2 separate regions of the Homo sapiens genome follow, and region 2 is linked to region 1. Evidence: read pairs that join two places in POLR2A ChIA-PET (ENCODE). Cell type or tissue: Caco-2. All regions are shown on one strand. Links, peaks and the distances in the headings refer to the core of each region. The heading gives the core; the rest is flanking DNA. Region 1 overlaps TTLL5 (tubulin tyrosine ligase like 5). Region 2 overlaps TTLL5 (tubulin tyrosine ligase like 5).

Region 1 (11,878 bases), core at 1,566-9,565:
GAGACCATCCTGGCCAACATGGTGAAATCCCATCTCTACTAAAAATACAAAAATTAGCTGGGCGTGGTGGTGTGAGCCTGTAGTCCCAGCTACTCAGGAAACTGAGGCAGGAGAATTGCTTGAACCCAGAAGTCAGAGGCTGCAGTGAGCTCAGATAGCGCACTGCACTCCAGCCTGGCGACAGAGCGAGACTCTTGTCTCAAAAAAAAAAAAAAAAAAAAAAAATAAGACAGGGAAGATATAGTAGCAAATTATGGTAGTAACTTCTCTGGCCACTAGTTTCTCTGAAATGCCTTGTCCTTCTTCCTATATCCTAGGGGCAATGTAGGTCAGGCCTTCAGACAATGAACCAGACTCCCTGTACTCCTGAACTCACTCCTGCCCCACACTGACTCCTCTGCTTTCCTGCCCTGATTTGACCATCAGACCTTTTATATTAGACATGATCTTGAAACTTACAGAAAAAGTACAGTGAGAAAGGTCTTTATGATAACTAACAGCTTCTCCAATTACTGCTTTAGTTGTGCCAAGAACTTAATAAAGGAGGCTTAATAATTTATAGGGGAATATCAATAAATAAACAATGTGCACACTTTACCATGTTTAGTATAAATGATATCGTCTGGAGATTAGTGAATGGAAAGGAGAGGAGATAAAAGATTTAGTAAACCTATCCTTTGGCAAGACTGCCCCTAATTTAAACATCATCATATGCATCTTAACAGTTACCACTTATGGAACACTCACTATGTGCAATGATCTTGCATTATGGTTTTATTTTCTTGTTTGGAGACAGAGTCTCACTCTGTTGGAGTGCAGTGGCGTAATCTTGGCTCACTGCAACATCTACCTCCTGAGTTCAAGTGATTCTCCTGCCTCAGCCTCCCAAGTAGCTGGAATTATAGGCACCTGCCACCAGGCTAATTTTTGTATTTTTAGTAGAGACAGGATTTCACCATGTTGGCCAGGCTGGTAACCCCTGACCTCAAGTGGTCTACCCGCCTTGGCCTCCCAAAGTGCTGGGTTCTTGCATGATCTTGAAGTGCATTATCTCATTTAACCCCAAGCAATCCCTTTGTAACAGGTTCTACTGTTACCCATTTTACAAAAGGGGAAGCCAAAGTCAAAAGAGGGTAAACAACTAGACAACAGTCACACACCTGTAAGTGGCAGGGCCAAGACAGAACAGAGAGTGTTCGCCTTCCAGCGCATGTGGTCTACTTTTCCCAAATAATATGGTTTAATGAGTCCTTACAGTAGCGGTGTTAGGCACTCTGGGTTTTATATTTCACTTAGTCCTTACCCATTATTCACAGAGGTAGATACTGTTCCACACCATTTCACAAGTGGAGAAACTAAGGCTCAGAGAGGTTATGATAAGCAATTTGCTCAAAGTCACATAAAAGTTGCAGAACTGGTACTCCAGTTTTAAAAATCTTTTCTAGTTTGGAAACTAGTAGGAAAACAATCCTAGTTACCCTTAATTATTAGAGATTTTTAAAATATCATCAGATACAGACCTCAAATTCTTAAAACAGTGATTATACAGAGATTGACAAAACTATACCAGCTTTTCCTTCTTTCCCTTTGATTTTACTTCCCACTTGTTATCTTTCATCAGAAGACATTAAAGAAGTAAAACAAAGAAAAACATCCTCGGCCAGTTTTGTTTCTTGGCAGGTAAAAAGTGACTTGATCATGAAATTACTTTTGGATTATTGGAGGGTTACGTTTATTCACATAACAACCATTCCTGATGTGATGGATAAACCAAGAAGTGGCAGCCACTGTGATTTTGTTTTATGCAAAAGCAAAGTATCATTGTTAATTTGAGAAACAGCAAAAGTGACTGCTACTTAAATGAGAGACTATACAAGGAATGAGAAAACTTTAAAAGCTTCTCACCTTTCTCTCTAAAGGATTCCTGCTAAAAGAAAACAAAAAATCTGTTCCTACCAAATGATAATAACCTGCCCCTCTAGATTAAATATTCTATTCTTAGACTTGTGGATTTTTTGTCTAGAAGACACTCAGCACATATGCCAGAGCTAACACCCCTACATCCCTCACCCAGCAGTCTCTTCCTAGGACTCATACTGCTAACCCATAATCAAGCAACTCGGGGCTGACTTGGAGATGGTCTCAGAATCTTCTTTACACATTTCTCCAAGTAGCCATCACTGATCTATCAGAAAAACAAGTGAAATAAATCATTTTCTATCTTCTAGAATGATCTGTGATAATGGAAATGTTCTGTAATGTGCACTGTTCAATACAGTAACCCCTAGCCACATGTGACTACTATGCATGTGAAATATGCCTGCTATGACTGAGGAACTGGATTTTAAACTTTATATAATTTAAAATTTAAAAGCCAGATGTAGCTAGTGGTTACCTTATTGCACAGCACAGCTCTAGACTCTCAATCAGATCTGGCTAAATGTTACGTATACAGATTTACACCTGACTAAATTTTGCACCAAGCAAATTATCTCTAGATTAAATTAAGTAAGAAAACCTCTGGTCTTTCTTTTCAGCTTCCCACTTTTTTCCAGAATGGGCAGAAGGAGTCACTGAACAAAAACGAATCTAAGCATCAATTCTGGCTTTAGAACTGCCTTGTCCTGCCTAGAGAAGACCTAAGGGCAGGGAAAATCTCCCAGTATCGGATGAGACCTTAATAAACCCTACAAGCCAATTAGGGTTCATACCTGAAGGTTTCTTCCCTAACAGGACAGAAAGATGATGATTATAGACGTTACCAGGCTACATCCACTTCTCTATCCATCTACATTTCTCCAAATAACATAACAAAACCAGCTCTGATCAAATGAAGAGAAAGTGATAAAGAGCACTTACAGGTACCTGATATACAACGATGATCAACATTTCATTGCTAAATAATTTTTTAAAAGAACAGGCTTACAGTACATGAAGAGACAGCACCACTCACAAAATCAATCACTGGCTCACCATTTTTGTTAGTAGTACAGGTTAACTGTCCCTTAACAGAAATACTTGGGACCAAAAGTGTTTTGCATTTCAGATTTTTTTGTATTTTGGAATATTTGCATTATACCAATTGAGCATCCCAAATCTGAAAACTTGAAATATCATGTAGGTGGCTCAAAAAGTTTCAAATTTTAGAGCAGTTTGGATTTTGGATTTTTAAATTAGGGACACTCAACCTATATTAGGATATTAAAGTGGAGGTCATAGCCATTGGGCCAGTTGGCTTCTCTGGGCTAATAACTAGTGTCTGTGCTATTAAATCTAGGCTTGCCAACCTACGAATTCATGTTATTGGTCACAAAGGGGTCTGGAAAACAGACAGGAGATAGTTGAAAACCTATAGCTTTTTTTTTTTTTTTTAATTGAAACCATGACTCAAAGAACATGCCCTACTGGTAAAGCTAATCAACATCTTTAAGTGAAAAACACAAGTATATACACATAAGAAGCTTATAAGTCTGTGTTTGGACCTTTAAAACGTTCTACTATAATCAATTTTAATATGCTACGTTTTAGATCCACTACAGTAATAATAACAACAAAACTATATTAATACTAATGACGGCTAAATTCAAAAACAGTTTGGGCCAGGCACGGTGGCTCACACCTGTAATACCAGCACTTTGGGAGGCCAAAGCATGTGGATCGTTGGAGCCCAGGAGTTCGAGACCAGTCTGGGCAACATGGTGAAACCCCTTCTCCACTAAAAATATAAAAATTAGCTGAGTGTGGTGGTGCATGCTTCTAGTCCCAGCTACTAGGGAGGCTGAGGTGGGAAGGATTGCTTGAGCGCAGGAGGTTGAGACTGCAGTGAGCTGAGATCACACCACTGCACTCCAGCCTGGATAATAGAGCAAGACGCTGTCTCAAACACACACACACACACACACACACACACACACACACACACACACACAAACACACACACAGTGCCTGGATAATAGAGCAAGACCCTGTCTGAAACACACACACACACACACACACACACACACAGCTTGTTCCAGGCAACATGCTAAGCATATTTTATGTATATTAACCTACTTAGTCTTCAAGACAGGTAGATGGGGAAACTGAGGTTGAGAGATAAAATAACTTGCTCAAGAACAAATAATTATTATGTGTCAGCCCCTGGATTCAATTCCTGGTCTGCCTGATGAAAATTCTCCCAATCTTGTTGTTTTAATCACTGTGTTATCTCACTGCCTTGTACCACTGAGCCTTGCGACTTAGAATTTGGTCTCTGGACCAAGAGCACCTGCATTACTGGGAGCATATTAAAAATGCAGAATCTTGGCCCAGCCACAGCCCCAGCCCCAGCCCCAGCCCCAGCTGCACTGAACCAAAATTTGCATTTTCAAGATCCACGGGAAACTTACTTGCATTGCAGAGTTTGAGAAGCACTTGTTACCAGGAATGGTAGCTAAGGAAACGAGAGAACAGGTAAAAGGAACCATTCAATGCTTCCTCTCCTCCACAAAGCTCACGGGCAGGGGATTTTCCAAAAAACAGCAGAAATGCCTTTGATGGGGTGAAGACAAGTTACAAAACAACAAAGGGGAATGAGAAGGGAAAATAGTTTCATTAGCAACTTTAAGGTTTTACTATTTCTCAATGTTGTTCAGATGCTCAAACATTAAAAAGAGTAATCATTAAATATGCCAAGAATGCAAAAGTGGACAAAACAGCTTAGGACAAACTTCAGAAAATTCCAAGATTACTTGCTATGCTGCCCTGAGAAATAGTGGTAACAACGAAAAAACAAAAAAACAAGAAATTTAAGCCTAAAAACAGTCAACTTGTTCCACATGTCTCTGCCCCTGCCTCCCTCTAGCTGGCTGCTGCTAAGTGAGTAACTGCCTGTGGGAAATCTGGTCACAAGATCCTACCTCCACCTAAGCTTTGGGGCCTGCTTGGCAGATGTTTCACCCCTTGCTCTCCTCCTCCTCCCCCTGCTCCTGCTTTTCCTCTTCCTCTGCTCCCACTCTCCTGGAGCAGCTTATCCAGATGTTCCACTCCCATTCTCTGCCTCATGTCCATTGCCACGGTGACCTCAGTGCGTTTTTCCTTTAGTACCAAATCACTGTTTATTTTAGAGCCAATCTTCCGAATAAGGCAGGTGAGCAAATATCTGAATGTGTGGGGTAGGGACACATTGCATGCATACCATCTAGACAGGTGTTTAAATTATAGCAGGAATAAATCCAGGTGATGGATTGAAAAGGGGGTAGGAGAAACCCAGAGAAAGAGGCCAATTTCCGGTGGCTGGCCCGCCCAAGTGTTACTTCTTGTTACTGCTGTTTGTTAAAAGTCGTACTGCTGCCAGCACTATAATTAAAATATGATGGAGCTTCCCTGTTGATTCTTAGAAGATACCCACCATCCACCCAGATACATAACCTTTTGGTATGTGAAGAGGGTTTGAAGACAAGCCTAGCTATTTCAATGCTGCATGCTCTCAAAAATGCTGCAGTCCCGAATGCTTAAGAGAAGTCCACACCTCAAAGATAGTAAGTGCTGTATTGCCTATCACAGGTAAAGCCTTGAGGAAAGCGCTAACGCATGTGCAGATAAAAACGTGGCCCTTCCCTGCCCTCAAGCCATGTTGGAATTTATAATTACTAGGCCAGACAAGATTGTAAGACAAAAAGCAGTATTTAAGACCTCCAGAATGCAGTAAGTGCCATAAAAGAACAGCTAAAGAAATTAAAAAATGGCATCTGGGCTGGGCCTAAAATAATAGGTAGGAGGAAAGAAAAATCGTCAGACAAGCAGGGAGAACATCTGAGAAACAGAAAGTAGTCTAATTCAGCAAAAGCTTCGCGTCATAGAAGATAGGGACAGACAGATAAACAGCTTGGGGAGGCCCTTGAATGTCAGACTAATGATTCTGTCCTTGATCTAGTAGACAACAGTAAGCCTGCTCACAGGTTCTGACAGAACCATGCTATATGAGAACCTTGGTTGCAGACCCTTCTACTCCCAAACACACACACACACATACACACACACACACACACACACACACACACACTCTTTCTTTCATTCCCTCTCTTTCCCCACCCCCTCTATTTCTCCCTCCCACCCCCTACCTCCAGTTAGCAGCTAGTTTCACCAGTTGAGTAGAAAAGTGGTTAATGTCTCTGCAAGGCTATCAAGGAAATTAGGAGTCCCAAATCACCTCTTTTTGCCTGGGCCACAAGGGAGGGACTGCTTTAGAATTCAGGGAAATAAAATGATCAGTGACTAGAGTTGAGAGATGTGTTGCTCTTGCTGTGCCCTGAATAATTTTAGAGAGGATTTTTGCTTGATCTTAAATGGATGAAATAACAGCTTTGACATACAGATGTTGTGCCTTGTGCACACAATGTGTATATTTGTTTCTTCATGCCCCTGAAACTGCAAAGGCCTAAGAAACCATTTGCAATGGACTCAAACTAATCTCAGGTTCACTAAGGATGTCTGCAAATTTCATGCATCTTATTTATCGAAATGGAGAAGAAAATTAAGCATTAAAGATTTAGGGTCAGGCACAGTAGCTCATGTGTGTAATCACAGTGCTTTGAGGGGCTGAGGCAGGAGGGTCACTTGAGGCCAAAAATTCAAGACCAACCTGGGCAACATAAGAGACCCCATCTCTACAAAATATAATTTAAAAAATTAGGCATGGTGGTGCATGCCTGTAGTCCTAGCTACTTGGGAGGCTGAGGCAGGAGGATCACTTGAGCCTGGGAATTCAAGGCTGCAGTGAACCATAATCACACCACTGTACTCCAGCCTGGGTGGCACTCTAGCCTGGGTGACAGAGCAAGATCCTGTCTCAAAAAGAAAAACAGAGAGAGAGAGAGAGAGAAGATGATTTAGTTAATAAGAGCTTAACATGGGAGTAACTGGTAGCAAAGCATTCCCAATGCAGTTTATAATCTTGCCATAGCTCAATTTCCTCATTGTAGCAGGTCCAGAAAAATTTTAGATAATTCTTGTCTGAGAAGGTCTAGGAATGCTGTTTCCTAAGATTAGTTCACTAATTCAAACTAATATTTCTCAGGCACCTACTCTGGGCTTGCCATTCTTTTGAGCATTAAGGATAAAACAATGACAAAAAACAGTCAAGTAGCACAGTCAATATGGAAAACAGTATACAGGTTCCTCAAAAAGCTAAAAATACAACAACCATATGATCTAGCAATCCCACTGCTGGGTATCAACCTAAGTGTCCATCAACGGATGAATGGATTAAAAAAAATGTGACATATATACATAGAGGAATATAGTTCGGCCACAAAAAGAATGAAATCCTGTCATTTGCAGAACATAGATGGAACTGGAGGTCATTATGTTAAATGTAATAAGTGAAGAACAGAAACACAAAAATTGCATGTTCTCACTCATATCTGGGAACTAAAAGAGTGGATTTCATGGAGATAGAGAATAGAATGATGGTTACCAGAGCTGAGAAGGGAAAAAGGGGAAGGAGAAGAGATATTGATTCATGAGTACAAAAATACAGTTAGATAAAATGAATAAGTTCTAGTATTCGAAAGTATAGTAGGAAAATTGCAGTTAACAATTTATTGTATATCTCAAAATAGTCACAAGGGAAGACTTGTTAATGTTCCCAACACAAAGAAAAGATAAATCTTTGAAGCAACGGATATCCCAATTACTCTGACTTGATCATAACACATTGTATAGATGTATCTAAACATCATATGTACCCCCCAAAATATGTAACACTGTGATATATGAATAACCCCCAAATCCTTGCCTTCATGGAGATTACAGCCTAATGTGGGGCTATCACTGAAATATATAAAGAATGTATAAAACAAAGATACTCATAGATTTGGAGTTTGGGCCAAATTATTGATATTAATGGTTATATGCTACCTAAACACTTTCAGGGGATCTTAACTTAGAGACCATAAGTCCATGGAGCATCAAGACAGAGCCTGATTGAGGGTGAAGGTATTTGAACCCTTTGAAATTAATGCAAATTTATAAGTTTGAGTGTATATTTTTTCAGGAGGAGGAATAAAGCTTTAATTAGATTCTCCAAGAGACTTCTGAATCCAAAAAGGTTAAGAATCACTTCAACTGATAAAAGGATAAATTTGTCTAAATGTGCATTCATATTATCCTCAAAACTACCTCAATGTCATTTGAAAATAATGTTCTCTGTGGTGTTCATATATAAAGAATATATATATATATATTCCTTATATATATCCTGATATGTATAGCTATATCAAAATCTGACAGGATCAGCTGGGCATGGTGGCACACACCTATAATCCAGCACTTTGGGAGGCCAAGGCAGGAGGATCACTTGAGCCCAGGAGTTCGAGATCAGTCTGGGCAACACAGTGAGACCTCACCTCTATATAAAAATTTTAAAAAATAAGAAAAAAAGAATATGACTGGATCAATTGAACATGCCATAGCTTTGATTCCTGCAGCCATGGGGCTCTGAATGATCTGGAACAGGATCTGTTCCTGTTTTCACCTGTTTTGCTAGAGCAAAAGGTAATCCTTGAATAGGAAATATCAGTGGACCAAGATCTGTTTCACTCAAGGTAAAAGAAGAGGAAAACCAAAAGTGCCAGATCTGCACCAATTACAAGATTTTCACCAATGGAGAAATATTAGAGAATATATTCAATCAGAAAAATGAAAAGAACTATCTTAAACAGTTACATTTTGAACAGTCCTCCAAAAGCACTTCACGAGCATTTATTAAATCACTAGCCACAATTCAATTCCTTCTTCAATTCCTGGATGCTGATAAAATAAACCTCAAGAAATTCACACTCCAATCACCAGGAGAGAAGGGTTAAATGTTAATTATATTTTAAAGGGGGTCAGGAAAAGCAGGGAATCTCTGCAGTTCCAATACCTCAGCACTAAATTCTCTTGGCATATCTTCTCTTTCTGCTGAGCTCCATCATTTTCATAATATACGTATATATATAGACATTTAGTGTTCCAAAATCCAGACAGAGTTCCAGATCAAGATTTGCCAGAGACATTCCTGGGAAACCTGACAAAATGGGCAAATCTCTTCGTAGGGTTTCCAATTTATACATGTAGATTTTGTGTGTTGACAGGGGGAGTTGCTGCTGCCATCATAAGATCTATTCTTATTGCATCTCTAGTGATTAACAAGGCTGAGTTTTGTCTGGTCGAAGAATCAGTTGACTATACTATAAAATAATCTGATGAGGAGTTTGCCCAACAAATAACTGATAATTCTCAACAGAGCCACATGTTTTGCAAGCTGCTTCAAGAACTAGAGAAGCATTTCAAATCAAGAAAACAAAGTTCAACTCCTTGTTTCTCTGAGCAGGCACAAGTATAGGCTTGGCTACAACTCTGTAGCAACATCATGGAACAACAAGCTCACAGGGTGAAGTTCGGTCACTTTCGTCTAATGAGAGGTTTGAGTCCTTATTCACACCGAAAGAGACAGAAAAACACTGAGGTAAAGAGCACAGAGTCAGACAGAGCTGAGTTTGAGTCTTAGCACAGTAACTTGCCATCTGTGTGACATTAGCAGAGTCACTTATCCTACCAGCTTCTATTTCTTCATCTTAATTGGCAAAAAGTAAGTACCTACACCTCATTAGGGTTAAAGAGATAATGCATATAAAGTCCTTGGCACAGTGCCTAGTACAAAGTAAGCATCTGATTAATGTCAACTGCTTAATTATGAAGGGCAGGTATGGTGTTATCAATGAAAAAATTTTGACACAGGGTCTTTCTTACTTTGTAGCCGAGGTTGGAGTGCAGTGGTGCAGTTATGGCACACTGCAGCTCTTGGGCTCAATCGATCCTCCCACCTCAGCCTCCAGAGTAGCTGGGACTACAGGCACGTGCCACCGCACCTGGCTAATTTTTGTCTTTTTTGTGGAGTTGGGGTTTTGCCATGTTCCCCAGGCTGGCCTAGAACTCCCGAGCTCAAGCGATCCACCCACCTCGGCCTCCCAAAGTGCTGGGATTATAGGAGTGCGCCACTGCACCCAGCCATCAATCGTTTTTAAAGAAAATATAAAAACCTACAAAATGTAAAAAAGAAATTCTTTTCAATTTAGCAAGCATGTGATGACTGCCAAGTGAAAGGCCTTGCGCTAGGTGATGAGTTAGAAAGAACTGCATCATGTAGTTTAGTGCAAAACAGGAAAGAAAAGATGCAAAATAATTATAATAGATCTGTTATAAAAAGTAATGAAGGAATGAAGGAGCACACAGAATAGAAAGATGACTTCTGGCTAAGGCAGCAGAGGGTTCTTCATTTACTTATTTATTCAAAAAATACGTACTGAGTGCATACTATTAATATCTAGCAGGCTGGGAAAAAACTGGTGAAAAAAATGGACATGATCCAATTCTCAATGAATTACCTTGTAGTCCAGTCGAATCAGCACATTTTTTGAGTACTACCAATGAGTCAGGTGCTGAGGCAGCAAAGGACACTGCCCTCAAGGAGTTCACTGTCTGTTAAAAGAGAGAGCTATCTTGACATACCTAGTGTGATGAGTGAAAGAGTATGCATATGAGTGAAGTGGCATCTACACTGAGCCTGGACAGATGCCCAGATTAGACATGGCAACTGGGGAACATTTTCCATGAGAAGATAGCATAAGGCATGGAGACTAACAGAAATTCTAGTTGAGCTGCACAAAAACATGTGTGATAGTAGGGAGACAGGCTGGAAAAGTAGCCTGGAGCCAGATTCTAAATAAAGGCTTTGAATCACATTTAACAGCCTGGGCTTCCCATTATAGACAACAGAAGGCCCTCGAGATTCTTAAGCAGAAGAGTACCATGATGAGACTTGTGATTTAGGAAAGGATCCATTATGGCCGGGCACAGTGGCTCACACCTGAATTCCCAGCACTTTGAAAGGCTGAAGCGGACAGATCACTTGAGGTCAGGAGTTTGAAACCACTCTGGCCAAGATGGTGAAACCCCATCTCTACTAAAAATACAAAAATTAGCCCGGCATGGCGGCAGGCATCTGTAATCCCAGCTACTTGGGAGGCTGAGGCAGGAGAATCACTTGAACCTGGGAGGCAGAGATTGTAGTGAGCTGAGATCGCGCACCACTGCACTCCAGTCTGAGCAACAGAGTGAGACTGCATCTCAAAAAAAAAAAAAAAAGAATCTTTCAGAGCAAAGCAAAGACTAGGGTGAACAGGAAGAGACTGGCCAAGAAACCAGTGAAAAGGTAATTGCAGCTCTCCATCCAAGAGATAATAAAGGCCTTAAGCAGGACAGTAGATGGAAAAGTGAAAAACAGGATAGGTATCAGAGACACTGTAGAATCTTGACAACTGCCTGGACATAGAATGAGGAAGTGAAGAGAGGCACTGATAAACCAATGGCTCCATTCCTAAATTCCCTGGGATTCTAGAATTCCAAGAATTGCAATGTCACTAATATAGAGAAGAACAAAAAGAGGCAAATAAGTTTTAAATATGTTTAAGACTTTTCTGAGTATTTTCAAAATATGTTCAAAATACATCAAGTATTTTGAATGTTCTGCAATATAGTTAGGTAGAAATGTCTCACAGGTGGAAATGTGGACCTGACTCTCAGCAAAGGCTCAAACTAAAGATATATACTTGGGAGAAATCCATAGAGAAGTACCAGGATGAAATCACAGGAAAAGGAACTTTATCCCAGGGGAAAGTATGGAGAGGAAAAAGAAGTTCTGAGGATTACAGCCTAGAATTCAGAGATATGCTGGAGGATCCCAAAAGACCAGGGAGAAGCAGATGCCCAGGGGCCACTCCACCTTCTTCAACCAGAGCCACTCTGCTATGATCAACTTTATACACATAAGATCTATATGCCAGTGGCTCTGAAA
Region 2 (11,878 bases), core at 2,060-10,059, 100 kb before region 1:
CTTTAAAGTTCATATGGAACCAAAAAAGAGCCCACATTGCCAAGACAATCCTAAGCAAAAAGAGCAAAGCTTAGGAGGCATCGCACTACCTGACTTCAAACTATACTACAAGGTTACAGTAACCAAAACAGCATGGTACTGGTACCAAAACAGATATATAGACCAATGGAACAGAACGGAGGCCTCAGAAATAACAGAACACATCTACAACAATCTGATCTTTGACAAACCTGACAAAAACAAGCAATGGGGAAAGGATTCCCTTTTTAATAAATGGTGCTGGGAAAACTGGCTAGCCATATGAAGAAAGCTGAAATTGGATCCCTTCCTTACATCTTATACAAAAATTAATTCAAGATGGATTAAAGACTTAAATGTTAGACCTAAAACCATAAAACCCTAGAATAAAACCTAGGCAATACCATTCAGGACATAGGCATGAGCAAGGACTTCATGACTAAAACACCAAAAGCAATGGCAACAAAAGCCAAAAAAGACAAATGGGATCTAATTAAACTAAAGAGCTTCTGCATGTCAAAAGAAACTATCATCAGAGTGAACAGGCAACCTACAGAATGGGAGAAAATTTTTGCAATCTACCCAACTGACAAAGGGCTAATATCCAGAATCTACAAAGAACACAAACAAATTTACAAGGAACAAACAAACAACCCCATCAAAAAGTGGGCAAAGGATATGAACAGACACTTCTCAAAAGAAGACATTTATGTAGCCAACACACACATGAAAAAATGCTCATCATCACTGGTCATCAGAGAAATGCAAACCAAAACCACAACGAGATACCATCTCATGTCAATTAGAATGGCAATCATTAAAAAGTCAAGAAACAACAGATGCTGGAGAGGATGTGGAGAAATAGGAACGCTTTTACACTGTTGTTAGGAGTGTAAATTAGTTCAACCATTCAAGGATCTAGAACTAGAATTACCATTTGATCCAGCGATCCCATTACTGGGTATATACCCAAAGGATTATAAATCATGCTACTATAAAGACACATGCACTTGTATGTTTACTGCAGCACTATTCACAACAGCAAAGACTTGGACCAACCCAAATGTCCATCAGTGACAGAACTGGATTAAGAAAATGCAGCACATTTACACCGTGGAATACTATGCAGCCATAAAAAAGGATGAGTTCATGTCCTTTGCAGGGACATGGATGAAGCTAGAAATCATCATTCTCAGCAAACTATCACAAAGCAGAAAACCAAACACCGCATGTTCTCATTCACAGGTGGGAACTGAACAATGAGAACACTTGGACACAGGGGTCGAGGGGAACATCACACACCAGGGCCTGTCGAGGGGTGGGGAACTGGGGGAGGAATAGCATTAGGAGAAATATGATGGGTGCAGCAAACCAACATGGCACATGTATACCTATGTATCAAACCTACACGTTGTGCACTTGTACCCTAGAACTTAAATTTAAAAAAAAATTGGGTTATCTTTTTATTGTTGGGCTACAAGAGGTCTGTATATATTCTGGATACAAGTCCCTTGCCATATAAATGATTTGCAAATAATTTCTGCCACTCTGTGGGCTGTCTTTTACATTTCATTTTGTTGTTGTTGTTGTTGTTGTTGCTTTTGAGACAGGATCTCACTCTCACCCAGGCTGGAGTGCAGTGGTGCAATCTCAGCTCACTGCAACCTCCACTTCCTGGGCTCAAGCATTCCTCCCACCTCAGCCTCCCCAGTAGCTGGAACTTACAGGCGTGAGGCACTATGCCTGGCTAATTTTTGTATTTTTAGTAGAGATGGGATTTTGCCATGTTGCCCAGGCTGGTCTCAAACTCCTGAGCTCAAGTGATCTGCCTGCCTTGGCCTCCCAAAATGCTGGGACTACAGGTGTGAGCCACTGCACCCGGTTTGTCCTTCACATTTCTTGGTGGTATCCGTTGAAGCACATAATTTTAAAATTCTGATGAAGTCCAACTTGTCTAATTTTGTTGTTGCTTGTACTTTTTGGTATCACAGCTAAGAAACTGTGGCCTAATCCAACGACATGAAGATTTATTCCTATGTATTCTTCTAGGAATTTTATAGTTTTAGCCCTTTCATGTAGGTATTTTATCAATTTTTGGTTAATATTTGTGTAGATGTGAAACAGGGGTCCAACTTCACTGTTTTGCATGTGGATAACCAACTGTTCAAATGCCAGTTGTTGAAGAGACTATTCCGCTGAATAGTCTTGGTACCACTGAATAGTTGTTGAAGAGACTAGTCCACTGAATAATCAATTGGCTATTTGATATATAAGTTTATTTCTGGACATTTAATTCTATCCCATCCATACTGTTTTGGTTACTGTAGCTTTATATTCACTATTAGATTAAAATCCTTTTTTAAAATTATGACTCCATACTGCTGAGTGAACTTCTGTTTTGGATTTTTCAAGTTACCAGGCCCCTCCCTGTCCTATTCTTTTTGGAGAATCTCAGCAAAGACCTGAGCACAAGGAAGCTTTTCTTTTCTTTTTCTTTTTCCTTTTTTTTTTTTTTTTTTTTTTTTGAGACGGTCTTGCTCTGGAGCCAGGCTGGAGTGCAGTGGCGTGATCTCAGCTCACTGCAACCTCTGACTCCCTGGTTGAAGCAATTCTCCTGCCTCAGCCTCCCGAGTAGCTGGGATTACAGGCACGTGCCACCATGCCCAGCTAATTTTTGTATTTTTAGTAGAGACAGGGTTTCACCATGTTGGCTAGGATGGTCTCGAACTCCTGACCTCGTGATCCACCTGCCTCAGCCTCCCAAAGTGCTGGGATTACAGGTGTGAGCCACTGCGACTGGCCAGAAGCTTTTCTTTAAATGAAACAGGAATCATTAATAACTTGTCTCAGTGTTTAAAGCAGCTATACTGTGAGCAAATCTTAGGAAGACAACATTCGTGAACAGAATTTACTATCATAATAAAATTAAAGTTATAACAATATTAATCTCCATAATTTAAGAGTATACATAGTCATTATTCAGCTGAAGGATAATCAAATAGTAAATAATTTATGTGAATGAATGTGATATATCATAATTTTATATTGTACTCAGAGCAAATTTATAATTTTGATAAGTATATTTATAGGGTACTTTTTTTCTCTATGGCTCATTTTTTCCATCTTCCTCATTTACGGTGACCTTTTAAACACTTCCAGAAACATGAGGGCTCTCATGTGTTACTGTAACTGAAAGGTAATAGGGACCCCCAACTCCATGTACTAGTAGACAGGACTGGGGCAAATTTGGGTCAAGGAACAACGTATCTATTTATAGCAGTCAAGAAGCTGGTGGTAGAGGGGCTGCAGAAGTGTGATGAAGTTCCTCCAGCAGGGGTGGAGTCTCTGGAAAGAAAATGTGCTGTGATTGAAACCAGTAGATGTATATCATTAGCCATCCCCCCTTCTTCCTCAATAAAAGAGCCCAGATCTGACTGGGAAGGCAATGTGCCCAGCTAAAAGACCACCTCTCTAGACACCTCTGTTGCTAAGGAGAAGTAGGCAAGGGAGCCAGTGTTGGCCAATGATATGGTAGTTAGAACTGCTGGGCTTCCAAGAAAGTGTTTTTGAAAGGGGGACAGATTGACCTGGCATCTGTCTTTTGCCCTTCCCCCTCTTCTCACTGAAACATGGACACAATGCCGGTAGGAACAGAAACCATCTTATGACCAGCAAAATGAAAGCCAATGCATTAGAGTTAGTAGAGCAGAAAGAGAGCAGCCTGGCTCCTCAGTTATGTCTCTGAAGAGCAGCACTAGCCCTGGACCTCCTGTCTCCAGACTTTTTGACATGTGAGAAAAATAAATCCCTTACTTACCCTGCCACTGATTTCTCGGAGTTTCTGTTACCTGCAGGGAATGCTCTCTTAACTAATCCAGGGGTGATTCCCAAGCCCTCTCGGCTTTTCCCCCACCTCCTACCTCCTCACTTCAGCTCCACCCTCTGCTGCAGAGCTTCATCTACATCCATGTTTCCTCTGCCAACCAGAACTGCTGTCCCTTCGAAGGCGGTTCGGGCATGTGGGAAAGATCCCAGATCACCCCCACCCAGGGGAGTAGAGGCAGAAGGCCCACCTTGCTCCTTATCCTCCCTCTCCAGGTCTGGCTCCATCTAAATAAGAGAAAGTTAAATGGCTGGATAAAGAGACAGCCAGCCTAAACTACACATGCCCCCCTACTGCCAGGCATCCCCCTAATGAGCCATTTGAGATAACAACCAGACACTGCAGGGAGGCGGAGGCCACAGGGCCTGATCACCAGCCGCTTAGCTCCATTAGGAAAGGAAGCTGATAAAATGAAATCACCTTGACGGGCCGAGTTTTCAGATGAAGAAGCAGTTCAGCAGCTTCTAGAAAAAAACTGCTTGGGTGTGAATTTCAGCTCCATCATTGACCGTGTGGCTTGGACAAGCTACTTAACTTCTCTCAGCCTTAGTTTCCTCAAATGCAAAATCGAGAAAACAAAAACACCTAATCTGGGGTATAATACATACACAATCTATAATCTTTCTTTAAAAATTGTGGCAAAATACATGTAACATAAACTTTACCATCCTAACAATTTCAAGTGTACAGTTCAGTGGCATTAAGTGCATTCACGCTGCACGACCATCCCATCATTCAGCTCCAGAACTCTGCATCCTGCAAAACTGCAACTCTGTGCCCATTAAACAAAAACATCCTATTCCCCTCTCTCCCCACCCCCTGCTGACCACCATTCTACTTTCTACCTTTCCGATTCTGACTACTTTAGGTACCTTGTATAAGTGGAATCATATAGTACTTGTCTTTTTGTGATTGGCTCATTTCACTTAGCATAACGTCCTGAAAGTTCCATGCTGTAGCTTATTGCAGAATTTCCTTTATTTTGAAGGCTGAATAGTATTTCACTGAATACATAGACCACATTTTGTTGACTCATTCATCTGCCGACGGACACTTGGGATGCTTCTGTCTTTTGATTACTGTGAATAATGCTGTTAGGAGGATACAAATATCTGTTTCTGTCTCTGCTTTCAATTCTTTTGGGCATACGCACACAGAATGAAATTGCTGGATCATATGGTAATTCAATTTTTTTGTTTTTTTGAGACAGAGTCTCGCTCTGTCACCGAGGCTGGAGTGCCCTGGTGTGATCATGGATCATGGCAGCCTCGACCTCCCAGCTCAAGTGATCCTCCCACCTCAGTCTCCCAAGTAGTTAGAACTATAGGCATGTGCCACTGTGCCTGGCTACTTTATTTTTCGTAGAACCAGGGTTTCCTTATGTTGCCCAGGCTGGTCTTGAACTCCTGGCCTCAAGTAGTCTTCCTGCCTCAGCCTCCCAAAGTGCTGGGATTACAGGTGTGAGCCACTGCACCTGGCCAGTAATTCTATGTTTAATTGTTTGAGGAACCACCATAGTGTTTTTCATAGTAGCTGCACCATCTTCCATTCCCAACAGTACACCGGGGTTCCAATTTCTCCACATCTTCCCCAGTACTTGTTAGTTTTTAGTCCTCCCTTCCCTTCTTCCCTCCCTCCCTCCCTTCCTTCCCTTCTTTCCTTCTTCCCTTTCCCCTCCCTCTCCTCCCCTCATCCCTCTCTATCTCTCTGTTTCTTGTGACAGTCTTGCTCTGTCACCCAGGCTGGAGTACAGCAGCCCGATCATATCTCACTGCAGCCTTGAATTTCTGGGCTTAAGCAATCCTGCCTCTGTCTCCCAAGAAGCTGGGACTACAGGTGTGTGCAACCATGCCTGTCTAATTGTTTTTATTGTCTGTAGAGACGGTGTTTCACTGTGTTGCCCAGGTTGGTCTTGAACTTCTGGCCTCCAGTGATCCTCTTGCCTTGGCCTCCCAAAGTGCTAGGATTACAGGCAGGAGCCACCATGTCCGACTTATTTTTTGCTTTTTTAATAGTAGCCATCCTAAAGGTGTGAGGTGGTATCTCACCATGGGTTCTGATTTGCATTTCTCTTATGATTAGCAATGTTGAGCATCTTTTCATGTGCCTATTAGTTATTTGCATATCTTCTTTGAATGTCTATTCTAACCCATTTTTATACAGGAATTTTTGCTGTTGCTATTGAGGCAATCTATCATCTTCATATCCCAATCCTGCAAGATTGATATTTTTATGCTTATTGTATAGATGAGGAAACTGAGGCTGAAAGAGGTTAAGTGATTAGCCTAAAGTTGCCAACTGGACAGTGACAGGGCCCACACAGGTCAGTCTAACTTCACAGTTATGATCTTTCCACCCTGCATTCTGGAATTCTTACAAAACTTAGGTATTGTTACTGACAACAGCAGTGGTAATGCTGCATGGCCCTGTGAAGCAAAAAGAAGTAAGGAAGGTAACAAGTAAGGGTTGAGAGAACTTTGGTTTTGTTTCTGGGAATACTGTGCACATTTAAAGTGTAACATATGACTCCGGAACCATGATGATAAATTTTACACAATACTCAACACCTGTCAGATTAGAGTGTGGTGTTCAGTTTCAGGTATTACACAACTTAAGAGGAACCTAAAGAATTCATGGTGAGTTCAGAAGATAAGAAAGACAGTTCAGTGTTCAAAAGAGAAATCTGATCTGTGCAATAAACAATTCCAGTTAGTTAGGTGATGTAGAGGGGAGAAAAAAAAAGCTGAAAGCGAATGTTTTCCAAATAAATTCAATCTCATTTTAACTTTGTTCCCTTATAATGAGATTCTTGAATGTGGTCTAAAATGGAACATCTTCATACTGAAATCTACCATGTAACAAGTTATAGTAAGGTTGGGAATGTGTAGCAGATGTTGTTATCTAAAGAGTAGCGATCGGCCGGGCACAGTGGCTCATGCCTGTAATCCCAGCACTTTGGGAGGCCAAGGTGGGCGGATCACGAGGTCAGGAGATCGAGACCATCCTGGCTAACACAGTGAAGCTCCGTCTCTACTGAAAATACAAAAAATTAGCCAGGCATGGTGGCAGGCTCCTGTAGTCCCAGCTACTCAGGAGGCTGAGGCAGGAGAATGGCGTGAACCTGGGAGGCGGAGCTTGCAGTGAGCCGAGATTGGGCCATTGCATTCCAGCCTGGGCGACAGAGCAAGACTCCGTCTCAAAAAAAAAAAAAAAAAAAAAACAAGAGTAGTGATCAATCATTCATTATTTTACAGGAAGTAGTTTTACAATGTTGCAAGAAATGGGATAGAAATACCAGGTAATTTATAAGGAAGGTTATTCTGATTTTGAAGACTGTTTAATAATAAAATGCATTTTTTATGAAATCTTCATTAGAAGATTTTATCTTCTGAGGTTAGGCATTTGACTTAAATCCAGGAGAACAGAGGAAATGGACTATTTTTCAGAAAAGTTTTATGTATGTATGTGTTCTTTTCTTTAGGGTCTACAATACAAAGTAATGAAACATTTTGGGTATTACTAGGGATTGAAGAAACATACAGATATAATTCTGCCCTCAAAAAGTTTATGGTCTTATTGAAGAGACAATTCACCCAAAAAGTAAGCAGTGATAAAAGATGACAAAATCTGAAGAAGTGTTAAACTTTGTGATATAAATTGTAGGTCTCTAGGAATTTTTTAAACGACAAGATAAATGAGTGACAGAGCGGGACTCATCTCAAAACACAAATAAAAACAAAAACAAAACAAAACAAAAAACTTAACTGGGCCCTTAGGGGATAAAATATATATATATATATATATATTTTTTTTTTTTTTTTTCCTTTTAAACAGTCTTCCTCTGTCGCCTAGGCTGGAGCGCAGTGGTACAATCTTGGCTCACTGCAACCTCTGCCTCCCTGGACTGAAGCAATTCTTCTGCCTCAGCCACCCGAGTAGCTGGTGCTAAAGACGTGTGCCACCACGCCCAGCTAATTTTTGTATTTTTAATAGAGACAGGGTTTCGTTATGTTGGCCACGCTGGTCTTGAACTCCTGGCCTCCAGTGATCTGCCCACCTCGGCCTCCCAAAGTACTGGGATTACAGGTGTGAGCCACTGAGCTTGGCCTAAGAATAGGAAGAATTTGCATATGTAGGCAGGTATTCCAAATGTCAGTAGAAGAATAAAAAAAGGCAGAAATATGAAAATTTACTCATTCATCTATTCAATCAGAATTTCTTTTTTATTTTTGGTTATTTATTTGTCACCTTATTATTTTTTGTTTTCTTTTCTGAATTGGGATTTCTTAAGCCCCTACTACAGGCTGGGCACTATGCTAGACCCTAGAGTTTTAGAGTCCACTTGGACCTGATCCTCGCATTCCAGGAAATTTCAAGCTTAGTAGAGGGAGCAGTTAAGTAACCATAAAGATCCTAGAGTATTGTAAAAGCCATGATAGAGGTAATTACAGAGTTCTAAAGAGCAGAGTCAAAAGCATCTAAATCAGATTAACATAGGGTAGGGCTGGACAGGAGAAAAGTGGTTGAGGACAAACAGGAATAGGCATATTGGGGAGGGAGGGAGCAAAAGTGGGGAGATGGTGCCTAGGCAGAGGAAACTGTGTATGGGAGTCAGGGAGCAGACAATCAACATGCCACATGATAGAGCGAGAATACTGCTTAGCTGCCAAAGCTTTCAGAAGATGTTACCTCTGCCACCTGCTTTCCCAAGCATATATTAATAGACGCATCTTCAAACAGTAAGATAAAAGACCAGGTATCTGGATCCTTGCCTAAGAGCACAACTAGTTCTTATCAAGCAATCAATTGAGAGAAGTTATATTTAGGATTGCCTAAGACACATGCAATTCACCCAATCCTCTAAATAACCATTATCTTACCCTTGGATTACGAAGACCACAAGGAAACTTAGACTATATTCCTTTTGTCCCCTCACAAAACTGTCTTCATTGACGTGTACTATAATATTTTATCTTTGCACAGTTCATGCCAAGGAGTAGGCATATGAAACACAGCACTCTATTGGCCTGTTGACTGAGAAGCTACTATTGACTATTTTTTAATAGTTCATTAGCAGTTGACTACTACTTTATTAGGTGTCTTGTATATAAAGTATGTAAAATACTTCCTTTAGAACCAATACTAGGAAATATCTTGACTTTCCCTGGAGTATTTCTTCCTTTTTGATTGTGAGAACTATATACTCCAATTTATCATGTTTCCCTGTTTGCCCTGCCTATTAGGAATCTTAGAACCAAATTTCACCTCAACGACAATAAGTTTATTTAGGCTGATATTTGAAAACTTGGAATTATCTTGTTTTTTGGCCCTGACTTTCCCTTTATACCTTGTTATTTTATTGCATGTGGTTTTATATTTTAAGACCCTATGCTGGACATGAAAAGGCTATGCTGTACCTGCCTAGCTACAATCCCATCTGAAAAAATGGTCAGACATGCATACATTGGCAGCTTTGTATCACACAATCATACTACCCTAGTACCAGGCTGGCATCTGTCTGGAAGGCAGCTGCCACCCACTTTATTTAGGCCAGTTAAGGCCTGGGAGAGAGAGCTCTGCCCACCAGGGGCACTTTGCTGGAGGAATGAATGAGAAGTATTCCATTCTGTCTTCTGAAAACTGAATGTAAAAAAAAAAAAGGAGAGAAACAATCCCATAGAGAGAGTCACGTCATGAGTAGGGCGGAGCTGTCAGCCTAGACAACAATGGAAGCTGGCTGCGGAGGAGCCAGCAAATGACCTGGCCACGGGATGGGCTAACCCGAGCTGCTGTTCAGCCAGTAAAGCTGCTGATTCTCTCAGCAACGCTGCAGGTTTTCAGGAGGTCTGGCTCTTGAGACTGATTCCTCCCTGTGCTCATGTACAACAACTTCCCTTCCAGAGGTGAACTGAGGGTCTCTCTCCTCTCGATCATCAGAAGGCTCTTGTGGTAATAATAAGAATAAATGTACACATGTACGATGATGATTAATTTTGGAGAATACTAAAAAGGAAGAATAAATATAAAACAGAAGGCCTGTGAGCGGTCATTTTTCTGAGTTGTGATTTTGAAAATTCCATATTCCAGTATCTGATTAAAAACTATCAATAATTTATTGCCTAATATAATTTGAAGCTTAGGCATAAGTTAAAAAACTCTCCTGTCAAATTCCAAAATATCTTCATTTGGGCTTGTCACAAGTCTTAATTTCCCTGGGAATCAAATTACAAATAAATAAAAAGGGAAGGAAAATACCTCACTCTCACTTTTCAGTTCATTAGATATTAAAATAAGAGTGATTCTTCTAACCAACACCAAACAACTAAATGATACATACAGCAACTTCTAAGCAGCTGCTTTTTCTTCACCTCATCATCTTAAAATCAGGTTGGTTTTCTAACTTCTTTCCCCATTTTATAATGGGGATAGAGGCTATGTTTTATTATAGCGAAGGCAAGTCCACACATTCAAGCTACTCCTCTCTGGTATCAACTAACTGCATAACCAGACTGGGCGCGGTGGCTCATGCCTGTAATCCTAGCACTTTGGGAGGCCAAGGTGGGCAAATCGCTTGAGGTCAGGAGTTCGAGGCCAGCCGGGCCAACATGGTGAAACACTGTCTCTACTAAAAATTAAAAAAAAAAATTAGCCATGCATGGTGGCGCATGCCGGTAATCCCAGCTACTCGGGAGGCGAAGGCTCGAGAGTTGTTTGGACCTGGGAGGCGGAAGTTGCAGTGAGCTGAGATCATGCCGCTGCACTCCAGTCTGGCTGGGTGACAGAGCGAGACTCTGACTCAAAAAAACAAAAACAAAAACAAAAGCAACCAACCACCCACCCCCCAACAACAAAAAAACCCTGCATTCAAGTTTTAAGAGAAGGGAGCCCCTTGACATCTATGGTGCAAACTGGAAATACCTGCATGTTCAAAAGACGAGAACAAAGAAGTATAAGAGACTACTGTTTTAGTTTTAGTAATGCTCTTCATTTTGAGGACTTAAGAGAATCTGAGTCTTTTTCTTTATAATCACAATTTGAAAGAATACAGGATAAAAATCAATACAAATCATGCCAACAGGGCAATACACTTCAAGTCATCATTCTCCAAGCCCTGCTATTATCTACCTACACTTTTTGGGACCTGGTTCAAACTCTACAGATCAGGTAAGCAGAGGTGTAAATATTTCCGTGTGGAAAGCTTGCTTTTTCCAAAGACAGGCGTGGCTTAGCATGTCATTTTCTTTCTTTAGAACTTTCAGGAGCAATTATGCCCTGAGGATATGAGGACAATAAAGCAAAGGTATGTGGCTATAAGATGTGTGGGTTCACAGGATGGATAACCACAGTGAACAGATCGATAACCTGGAGTGATATATATAAAGACAGAAAGAAGGGCAGCCTTATGCTGGTTACTTGCCCAGTTCAGGACTGCAAGAATAGACTAGATCGTCTTCTGTCCAAAGTGCATGGATATTACACAGGACCACACAACTCTGCAGCAAGATGTAGGAGTAGGCACAATTCTAACAATCCAGGCTGCCAGGCATTTTTTTCCAAGAGGTGTGTGTGCTTCTGTAATGTAAGTGTAATTTGAGAAAGGGGCCACTGTACTTCCCGTGTCTCTTTATAACAAAGTAGTAATTGTTAATAACTGAAGAATCATCACTCCTCTCTTGGGATTTTGCCAGTTCAGCAAGAAAAAAATATCAATTTTCAGATGTTATCTTCCTCCATAGCCTATCTCTTAATCCATTTTAGAAATGGAGTTCTCTGGTTTTCTTCAAGGCCAATGAACCCCTTTTGGATAGATTCTTAGAAGTACCCCTATTCTCTCCCCCAAACTAAAAGCCAGGCTGTCTTCTTCCTCACTTCCAACCAGGTTGTTCAGCTATACTTGGGTTTTGTTTCTGAATGTAGAAACAGTTACTAAATGAAATGCAAGAGGCCTCAGGACAGGAACGCATGCACTTCAATGGC

The links. ChIA-PET counts read pairs that join two places held together with the same protein. Peaks named below come from ENCODE experiments on the same cell type or tissue, not always from the same donor. Only the 100,000 strongest peaks of a DNase experiment are listed, where the experiment ranks them.
Region 2: POLR2A ChIA-PET joins it to region 1 with 10 read pairs; 4 of 35 experiments call an interaction of 5 or more read pairs at or near these places.

The regions. Positions count from the first base shown.
Region 1 is chr14:75,805,322-75,817,199 of GRCh38, reverse strand. All of the region lies in intron 27 of TTLL5 (tubulin tyrosine ligase like 5), which reads right to left. Among named protein-coding and RNA genes, the nearest start is that of TTLL5, 150 kb to the right of the region's middle. RefSeq lists an enhancer at 4,499-5,004. In Caco-2, for the core only: no CTCF peak of the experiment used is centred there; a DNase peak (open chromatin) is centred at 5,109.
Region 2 is chr14:75,909,863-75,921,740 of GRCh38, reverse strand. The region is part of intron 31 of TTLL5 (tubulin tyrosine ligase like 5); the gene reads right to left. Among named protein-coding and RNA genes, the nearest start is that of TGFB3, 66 kb to the left of the region's middle. RefSeq lists an enhancer at 3,981-4,482. In Caco-2, for the core only: no CTCF peak of the experiment used is centred there; a DNase peak (open chromatin) is centred at 7,010.